Regions from separate parts of the Homo sapiens genome. Here region 2 is linked to region 1. A link is an interaction called in ENCODE POLR2A ChIA-PET data of the cell type or tissue named here. Cell type or tissue: OCI-LY7. All regions are shown on one strand. Region 1 overlaps NFATC4 (nuclear factor of activated T cells 4). Region 2 overlaps LOC101927045 (a long non-coding RNA gene).

Region 1 (5,000 bases):
GGGACCCGGGCTCCCCTGGTCCCTTTGACTATGTGGGGGCCCCACCAGCTGAGAGCATCCCTCAGAAGACACGGCGGACTTCCAGCGAGCAGGCAGTGGCTCTGCCTCGGTCTGAGGAGCCTGCCTCATGCAATGGGAAGCTGCCCTTGGGAGCAGAGGAGTCTGTGGCTCCTCCAGGAGGTTCCCGGAAGGAGGTGGCTGGCATGGACTACCTGGCAGTGCCCTCCCCACTCGCTTGGTCCAAGGCCCGGATTGGGGGACACAGCCCTATCTTCAGGTGAGGGTTGCGCCTGGCACTACCGCTCTCTCTAGCCATTCCAGTAGGGGAGCAGGAGGGTCAAGGGATGGATTTGAAGACACTAGTTTCATGCCCTCTGAATTTCAAAAGAGTATCTGCAACCAGCTCAGCAGCTGCCAACTACCTGGTTTTAAAGAGAACTAGAAAAAAAAGTGCACCTCTGGATGATTTACAAGAGGGCAACAGTTCCCTGTGGGACAATTAGAAAAAGCCCCTCCACCCTCCCACCCCTAGCTATTGTAGGAGGATCAACTAGGTTAAGGAGGTGTTCCTGTAGCCTATAGAGTGCTCCCAAGCCCCCGCTCTGCACTGGCATGTGGCTGAGTGTGGAACTTGGGCTGGATTTCAGCCTTCCACTCTGGCCCTTTCAATAGGTGCCAGACCTAAGCAGATTTCCACTCTGTTGCAGGAAATTCCCCTTCTGCATTCCTTAATTTCTAGAGCCTGACCTACTAGCTTAAAAGTATAGCTGCTAACTTGAATAAAATAGCATATATTTGCAAGTCAAATAATTCATATTAAAACTTGCAGTTCTATTCCTTCCACCCTCAGAGAATCTTGCCCATTTCAATAATCTTAAATCTTGAGATGTTAGACTGAGCTGGCTCTGTCCAGAAAAGTTTCTAGGGGAAAGAAACGTTAACACTGGTACCCCTGGGTTTCCCATAGGGCAAAGTTTCTCAACCTCAGCACTGTTAATTCAGCACTACTATTTTGAGCAGGATAATTCTTTGTTATGTGGGGGTGTACTGGACATTGTAGGATGGTTTAGCAGCTTCCCTGGCCTCTACCCGTTAGATGCTAGTAGCACCCACTCCCCTAGTTGGGAAAACCAAAAATGTCTTCAGACATTGCCAAATATCTGGGCAATTACTTGGGGGGCAATTACCAGTTGAGATCCACTGTCCTAGGGTATCAGGGAGCACAATACAGGATAAGTTGTCCCATCTGAAACCCTTAGCTCCCTGGAACTCCACCTATCAAGCCCCAACTAGTGGAAAGGGAGCTGGCTTGAGAGCAGAATGTGCTCAGTCCTAGGTCTGTCAGTAGCTGCTGGCTTCAGTTTCTTTCTCTCTCTCTCTTTTTTTTTTCTTTGAGACAGTGTCTTGCTCTGTCACCAAGACTGGAGTGCAGTGGTGTGATCTCACTCAGCCTCAACCTCCTGGGCTCAAGCAATCCTCCTGCCTCAGCAGGAGTAGCTGGGACTACAGGAGCACCAACTCGCCCAGCTGCTTTTTGTATTTTTTGTAGAGACGGGGTTTCACCATGTTGCCCAGGCTGGTCTCAAACTCCTGGGCTCAAGCCATCCTCACACCATCCCCTACCCCTGCCTTGGCCTCCCAAAGTGCTGGGATTATAGGTGTGAGCCAACGCACCTCAATTTTTTAATTTGTAAAACAAAGGGTTCATATCTGAGGCCTTTTCTGGTCTGAAGCGGCACTTCTTTTTTCTTTCCATCCAGGTCTAGGGATTGAGATGGGCTTGAGAATCCTCTGTATCCAAGTGAAGCCTTTCCACCCCAACCCCTGCGCTCAGAGCTGGGAAGAAGGGAGTTTTAGGCTTGTTGTCATCTTTCACACCTCAAGGGGCTCTGTCCCCTACTTCCCCTTGCTTCTGGACTTTTGGATTTCTTCATTTCTTTGTCCTTTTTTTAGTTTAAAAAAAATTCTTTTTTCCCTTCTTTTCACAAGTGTTAATGTACTTCTTTATTTCTTCTGTGCTTTCCTTTCTCTCAGACCCATACCCCCTCCTCCCTCACAGATCCAGTACGGGCCTGACTGGGGTCTGAGGCTGCACATGATCAATGCTCTTCTCTCCCACCCAGGACCTCTGCCCTACCCCCACTGGACTGGCCTCTGCCCAGCCAATATGAGCAGCTGGAGCTGAGGATCGAGGTACAGCCTAGAGCCCACCACCGGGCCCACTATGAGACAGAAGGCAGCCGTGGAGCTGTCAAAGCTGCCCCTGGCGGTCACCCCGTAGTCAAGGTAAAGGACAGACAGCAGGCCTGATATCCTCTCTCCTCTCCCAGATAGGTTCCAGCTATGCAGACACATGGCACTGCCCTTTCCCACACTCCCTCTCAGCTCTGACCCTGCAGGCAGCCTGGGGGAGGGGCTGGAGTTGGGGGAGGAGGGGTGCAAGGACCCGGATATACTTTCTACTCCTGTCCTTCCACCCCCACTCAGCTCATCCCATGGGACACCAGCCTCATGTCTACTCTGGAAAATGGTGGCCCGCCAGATATGGGGGAGGGTTTAGGCTGAGGACAAAAGTCACTGGGAGTTAAGTTTTCTCTGTATTGAGTTGGGCCAGTCTCTTTGGAGGCTCTTCTGCCTTTGCCCAGCCCACTTTGGGCTTTATTCCAAGAAAAACACTGTGAACTCCAGGCCATGTTTTCTCCACAACGGGTGCCCAGTTCCCCAAGGGATTCCCTTGCAGGATATCCTTTATCTTTCACCATTCCCATCCCATGGTAGACTGAAAATCTAGGGATGAATAAAGGATGAGACGGTGGGGATTTCAATGAGGTGGCCGCTCTCTCCCTCTGCCAGCTCCTAGGCTACAGTGAGAAGCCACTGACCCTACAGATGTTCATCGGCACTGCAGATGAAAGGAACCTGCGGCCTCATGCCTTCTATCAGGTGCACCGTATCACAGGCAAGATGGTGGCCACGGCCAGCTATGAAGCCGTAGTCAGTGGCACCAAGGTGTTGGAGATGACTCTGCTGCCTGAGAACAACATGGCGGCCAAGTAAGTCCCATGCAACTTCCCCTCAGTCCGCAGGCTTTGTACTAGCTTTCTCCACTGGGCCTATGCTAGCCCACTTCTTCCTTTTCCCAGAAGAGGTAGACATTTTTCCTAGGAGCTGGCTTCAGGCCTACCCACCATCTGGAAGAGGACTTTTGGGGTTGGGGGTACCCCAGAGAGGCCATCTCTGGGTTAGAAAATAGCCTCCTAGGCACTCATCGAAAGTCATTCAAGGCTTTGGATGGAGGGCGGGAACTTCCCTCTTTAGGGATGTATCACCATTTTGGCTTCAGCTAGGAGGGCTTGCCATCCATCCTTTGCCTCCAGCATTGACTGCGCGGGAATCCTGAAGCTTCGGAATTCAGACATTGAGCTTCGGAAGGGTGAGACGGACATCGGGCGCAAAAACACACGTGTACGGCTGGTGTTCCGGGTACACGTGCCCCAGGGCGGCGGGAAGGTCGTCTCAGTACAGGCAGCATCGGTGCCCATCGAGTGCTGTGAGCAAAGAGGCCCTGGGCCATGTCTCTGTCTCTTGCAACTCTTTTGTCTGTGTGTGTGTGTCTGTCTGCCCATTCCCTCTGCAGCGTCCTGTGCCCTGTCTGTCCTGGGTAGCTCTATAGAGGACTCAGCTTCTTTCTATTCTAGTTTGCCCCTGCCACAGACTCTGTCTCTGGGGTGGCCCAGAGTGACACTGGACCCTATCTATTCCTGGGGTGCCCTGTGCCCTTGTTTGGGAAACTCCCTGGTCTACCCTGTTTAACCCTCTCTCTGCTCTGGGAGCGGCCCCTTACATGGTGTATGTGACTCCATGGATATTACTGGTTTATTTGTGTGTCTACTGCTGAGGAGGGCTCCCTCAGAGCCCTGTGGCAGTTTTCCCAAAGAGGGTGGGGACAGAGGAGGCCACCCCTCCATGCCCAGCCCAGCCAGTCCTCTTCCTTGCACTGCTCTGCAGCCCAGCGCTCAGCCCAGGAGCTGCCCCAGGTGGAGGCCTACAGCCCCAGTGCCTGCTCTGTGAGAGGAGGCGAGGAACTGGTACTGACTGGCTCCAACTTCCTGCCAGACTCCAAGGTGGTGTTCATTGAGAGGGGTCCTGGTGAGTACCTGCTGGGGAGGGGAGGGCAGGCAGGGAGAGCTTGGGAGTGGCAGGTGAAACATCTCTGGCATTGTCACTAAACTGGCCAGTGGAGCCTCAGTTTTTTTATTTGTAAAATGGGACAGACAGACTACCCTTTCTATTATACTGTCTGCTTTCCATGTGGGATGGGTATGACAGCAATCTAAAATGTTGAGGATGCTGAACAAATGGAAGCAATGCACATTCTGTCTAATAAAGAGGAGTCTGCTTTGAGATAATTTACCCCCATGTAGATAGGGTATATGAGGAGAAGGGAAGAGGTGATTTACACCCTCACAGCTGCCCGCTGGGCCCCTCTTGAGTTATGGGCAGTGATTAACAGAGCCTGTTAGGTGCCCCAAGATGGAGCTACAGGAGTGGAGGAAGGGAAGACTGAGGGTTTGAGTTGCCAGCACCAACCTGAGGCCTTTGCCCTCTCCAAACGCTGCTCACCAAGAGCCTCAGTCCCTATATTCTTTTTTTTTTGGTAGCAGGATCTCACTTTGTCACCCAGGGGAGTGCAGTGATGCTGCAATCACGGCTCACTGCAGCCTCAACCTCCTGGGCTCAAGCAATCCTCCAAAAATATTCTGTGTAGAGACAGGTTCTCCCCATGTTGCCCAGGCTGGTCTCAAACTCCTGGACTCAAGTGATCCTTCCACCTTGGCCTCCCAAGGTGGGAGTGGTGGGTTCTGGGATTACAGGCATGAGCCACTGCCTCTGGCCCCTATATCCAAATTTAGCATCCTGGGACCATGTCAGAGCTTCTCCAGAGGTTCTAGGTCATGATACTTGGGGGTCTCATTGCGTTCTGTCGAGCTAGGACCCTT
Region 2 (5,000 bases), 91 kb after region 1:
CTAAACTTAACACACCCCATACCATTCTCTTGATTTCCATGGCCCCAAACTTGTTCCTTTGCTGGTTCTCCCAGTCTCAGCAAATGGCAGTGTAGTTTTCCCATTTGCTCAGGTCAAAATAAAAAACTTGGAGTCATCATTAACTCCCCCTGATCCATGAGCAGGAATGGTTGGATTTATCTCTAAAAGAAATCCATACATGCAATAAACCCATAATTAGGTATCTCACCATGTTCACTACAGCTACCATCTGGTACAAGTTAATGGCATCTTTGTCTGGATCATCATAAGGGCCTCCTTACTGGTTTTTCTGCCCTAACTCTTGCTCCCTTAGAATTTATTGTTCACTTGGTAGACGGAGCGATCCCTATAAAAACTTAAATCAATCATGCCACTCCTCTGCTCAAAGTCTTCCAATGGATTCTGGTTTCAGAATAAAAGCCAAAGATCTTATAAGATCTCAGGGGACCCTTGAGACCCCCAGTGATTTTGTCCTCACTTGTCTATATGACCTCACCTCCTGCCTGTCCTGCCCAAGTCACACTGGCTTCTCAGTATAGCGTGACAAACTTGCTTCTGCCCAGGGCCTTTTTGCTATTCCCCTGCTTGAAATGCCATGCCTCCAAATAGCCACATGGCTCTCCCAGACCTCACTTCCTTCAGGTCTCTAATCAAATGTCTTATTAGACATTATTGACCAGCATATTTAAAATCGGTTTTCTTCCTCACCTTTGGAACTTTGTTTTTCCTTCATCCTGTCTTATGTTTCATACCACTTATTATCGTCTGATGTATTGTGTATTTACTTGTTTGTTTGTTACCTGTCTCTTCTCACTAGAATGCAAACTCCACAAGAGCAGAGATTTTATTATTATTATTATTATTATACTTTAAGTTTTAGGGTACATGTGCACAATGTGCAGGTTAGGTACATATGTATACATGTGCCATGCTGGTGTGCTGCACCCATTAACTCGTCATTTAGCATTAGGTATATCTCCTAATGCTATCCCTCCCCCCACTCCCCACCCCACAACAGTCCCCAGAGTGTGATGTTCCCCTTCCTGTGTCCATGTGTTGTCATTGTTCAATTCCCACCTATGCGCGAGAACATGCGGTGTTTGGTTTTTTGTCCTTGCGATAGTTTACTGAGAATGATGATTTCCAATTTCATCCATGTCCCTACAAAGGACATGAACTCATCATTTTTTATGGCTGCATAGTATTCCATGGTGTATATGTGCCACATTTTCTTAATCCAGTCTATCATTGTTGCACATTTGGGTTGGTTCCAAGTCTTTGCTATTGTGAATAGTGCTGCAATAAACATATGTGTGCATGTGTCAGAGCAGAGATTTTATCTGCTTTGTTCACTCTTCACCCCAGAATTTTGGAGAGTACCTTCATTTTGTAGATGCTCAATTAGTATTTTTTGAGTAAATGAAAGAATGGTGGTTGAGAGTGCAGGTCCTGGAAAAAGATTCCCTGAGTTCAAAGTCCAGATCTTCTCTTTAACAACTGTGTGATTTTGGGCAAGTTTCTTAACCTCTCTGTACCTTAGTTTCCTTACAGTAATTGAGGATAACAAGTACCTGCCTCATAGAATTGCTATGAAGACTAAGTTAATACATTTAAATCTCAGATAAGTCCACAGCACATAGATTTGATAGATGTCAATCATCATCATCATCATCATCATCATCATCATATGAAATTATTAGCTGGGGTGTTAGAAATATAAGAAGAGACAGAATTTTAGAAATCTGGGAGAAGTGAGAGGATGCAGAACATACGGATGGGATTGGTGGAAGCTTTGTGTGGCAGATTGTATTTTTCGAAGACACCTGCAACAATATCTCAGTTTCACATGCTATTCTGGAAACTTTTCACTCCCTATCAAAAGGTAGAGCGTATGTACTTTCCCTTCAAGTCCAGATGGGTATTTATGACTGCCTCAAGTGATGTAACTTCCAAGACTAGGTTATAAAAATGCCACACACTTCGAACTTGTTTTCTTGAAATGTTCACTTTTAGAACCACCCATCATGCTATGAGAAAGTCCAAACTAGCCCATGTAGACAGACTACATAGGGAGGCTATATGGGTGTTCCTGCTGACAGCCCAGCTGAGGTCCTTGCCAACAGCCAGCATCAACTGCCAGATGTGTGTATGAAGATGCCTCTAGATGACTCTGGTCCTTGTTGAGTCACCCCCAGCCTTCAGGTATTCCCACATGAAGCACCAGGCTTCATGGAGCATAGCCCAGGTGTCTCTGCTGTGCTCTGAAATTCCTGGACCAGGCAATCGATGAGAATAATCCTGTGGTTGTTTTATGGCACTAAATTATGGAGCAGTTTGCAGTACAGCAACAGCAATAGGGTACTCAGGTTCAACTGTCAAGAGACCAGTCAACAGTGTAGCAAATAGATAACAGGCAAGAAAAGCCACACAAAACCAGGTGTGAGAAGTGGTCCTATTTCATTGCTTGGTCACGGATTACTGAACAGGAGATTTGAAACCCTTAACGGCATATCTGATCAGCAGGGGTTTAATGGGAAGAAGATGATTGGAACATAATTCCAGAGTAAAAGAAAGATATATGAACAAGCAGATGAGGGTAAAGTGGTCCTGTATGTGAGGAAGGCATAAGTAATTTTAAAACAAAAATTTATAAAATATCTATGGGAGGAAATTACATTTTCATGTGAATCTGAAAATCACACTCACATATAATAAAACATTTGCGATTTGATGATGCAATATACTCTTGGAGGTTGCTTGAGAAGGCAGATTGTCAGATGAAGTAAACTTGTGTATTTATTGGCTTACTAGAACATATTTAGCATCCTTTTTTGGGAACCACTGAGTGAGTGAATGAGGTGGTAAAGTATACTTTTATTTTTCAAGATTGAATGGATAAAACAGTGAAACATGAGTGTAAAAAAGTGGAGGTACTCTTTTTTCCTTTTTCTCTTAATATATATGTATTTTTTTTTCTTTTTCTTTTTCACACCTGGCGAACAGGAAATAGTGGTGCTCTTTATTGTAGATCACCTGACTTGTCCCAAAGACTGAGTAAAAAATGAGATGATAGAAGCTGTTAATTGAATGCAAACAGTACTACTTGATGAAACAAATGGTGGAAAATGCCTTATTATGATGGAAATTAAAGGTGATGTTTTTAAGATCTGGGGATATAAAAATAGACTGGCATATAAACCAGGCCAGGTGTTAGCTATAATTCTTTTAGCAGTGGTGTTTATGCCCAGTTAAATTCAATATCCTCATGGGAGAAGGGAGATAACTGAGATAAAATAGGCAAATTAGTTAATGAAAAATTGAAAAATAGAATATGAAAAGGTAATAACCCATATGAGCCAGGTAAATTACAGACACAGTGGAAGTTCAAGAAATAACCATTTCTGGATCAATATTTTCATGTACTTAATATTTTTTCCTTGGTGATTAATAGCATAATCAAAGAGGCTGTTATGGGTAAAAATATGTCTCTTAAAATATGGTAAAATTGACAAGGTGAGGAAAAAATGAGGTCACTGAAAAGTGTTAATTATAAATTAGGAAACCAAAAATTCTCACAGGGACTGAAAACCAACTTAAAAAAAAAAAAACCAACGTACCAAACTTTTTTTTTTTTTTTTTTTGAGACAGGGTCTCTCTTGCCTAGGCTGGAGTGCAGTGACAAGATCACAGCTCATTGCAACCTTGACCTCCTGGGCTCAATCGACCCTCCCACCTCAGCCTTCTGAGTGCCTGGGACTACAGGTGCACCCCAGCATGGCTGGCTAATTTTTGTATTTTTTTTTTTTGTAGAGATAGGATTTTGTCATGTTGCTCAGGCTGGTCTCAAACACCTGGCCTCAAGCGATCTATCCTCTTCGGCCTGGAAAGGTGCTGGAACTACAGGCATGAGCTACCATGCCCAGCTCAAACCAAACTTTTAATTGCAGCATGGTGCTCTGCTAATGTAACTCAGTGAGCAATCACAAAGTGAACACATCCCTGTTACCACCACCCTAGTCAGGAAATAGGACATCACCACATCAGAGGCCCCCCGACAACCATGTGCCTCATCCTAATTCTTAACATCTCCACCCTCACCAAATGTGACTGCCATCTTGACTTTTAACACCAAAGATTAGTTTTGTTTGTTTCTGTTCTTTATATAAGTGTGCTGACACAATAGGTCTCCTTTTAAGTTTGGCTTTTGCTCCCCTTAACATTATGCTTGTGAGATTCATCAATGTCATTGTAATAGCAGTTAATTTTTGTTGCTGGGGAGTATCCTATCGTATCACTGTACCATAATTTATATGAATAAATAAGTAGTATTTATTCATTCTACTGTTGAAGGAATTTTGGGCTGTTTCACATATCATGCTATAATGAATATTCTTGTTCATGCTTTAGGATGCAGAGATTTCTTTTGGGTGTGTTCTTAGGCATGAATTGATGTCATAGGATATGTGCATTTTCAGTTTCTCAGCTGATACTGAGAAAGTGAAAAGTGACGGAGCTGTTAACGGCACTTCCTCTAATAGTGTAGGAGAGTTCCAGTTGCTCTCCTTGTCAATATTGATATTATCAATCTTTCTAACTTTAGCTATTCTAATGAGTGCATGCTGCTATTGCTCATGGTTTTAATTTCTAATTTTTTACTGATGAGGTTAGTACCCTTCATATATTTATAGTTCAGTTGGTTATCTTACTTTTGTTAACTTTCTGTTCAAGTCTCTTATCTGTGTTTCATTGAGTTGTCTGATGTTTTTTCTTATTGATTGATAGGCACAACTTGTAAGTTCTGCATGTGAGCCCTTTGTTGATATATGTGTTGCAAGGATCTTCTCCCATTCTACGGTTTGCCTTTTTCGCTCACTTAAAGGTGTCTTTTCATGAGCAAAAGTCCTTCTTGTAGTCTCATTTTTAAAATCGTTTTTCCTTTAAGGCGATAATTCTCAATGATAGGGTGAGTATTTTTCAGG

Evidence for each region. ChIA-PET counts read pairs that join two places held together with the same protein. Peaks named below come from ENCODE experiments on the same cell type or tissue, not always from the same donor. Only the 100,000 strongest peaks of a DNase experiment are listed, where the experiment ranks them.
Region 2: POLR2A ChIA-PET joins it to region 1 with 8 read pairs; 2 of 35 experiments call an interaction of 5 or more read pairs at or near these places.

What each region holds. Positions count from the first base shown.
Region 1 is chr14:24,370,318-24,375,317 of GRCh38, forward strand. It overlaps NFATC4 (nuclear factor of activated T cells 4), which reads left to right. Exons shown (of 10, transcript NM_004554.5): 2 at 1-277; 3 at 2,124-2,286; 4 at 2,854-3,053; 5 at 3,378-3,550; 6 at 4,009-4,149. Among named protein-coding and RNA genes, the nearest start is that of NFATC4, 4.6 kb to the left of the region's middle. RefSeq lists an enhancer at 1-511. In OCI-LY7, no CTCF peak of the experiment used is centred here; no DNase peak of the experiment used is centred here.
Region 2 is chr14:24,461,521-24,466,520 of GRCh38, forward strand. All of the region lies in intron 2 of LOC101927045 (a long non-coding RNA gene), which reads left to right. Among named protein-coding and RNA genes, the nearest start is that of SDR39U1, 21 kb to the left of the region's middle. In OCI-LY7, no CTCF peak of the experiment used is centred here; DNase peaks (open chromatin) are centred at 2,021, 2,451 and 3,061; H3K4me3 peaks cover 1,561 bases; H3K27ac peaks cover 3,213 bases.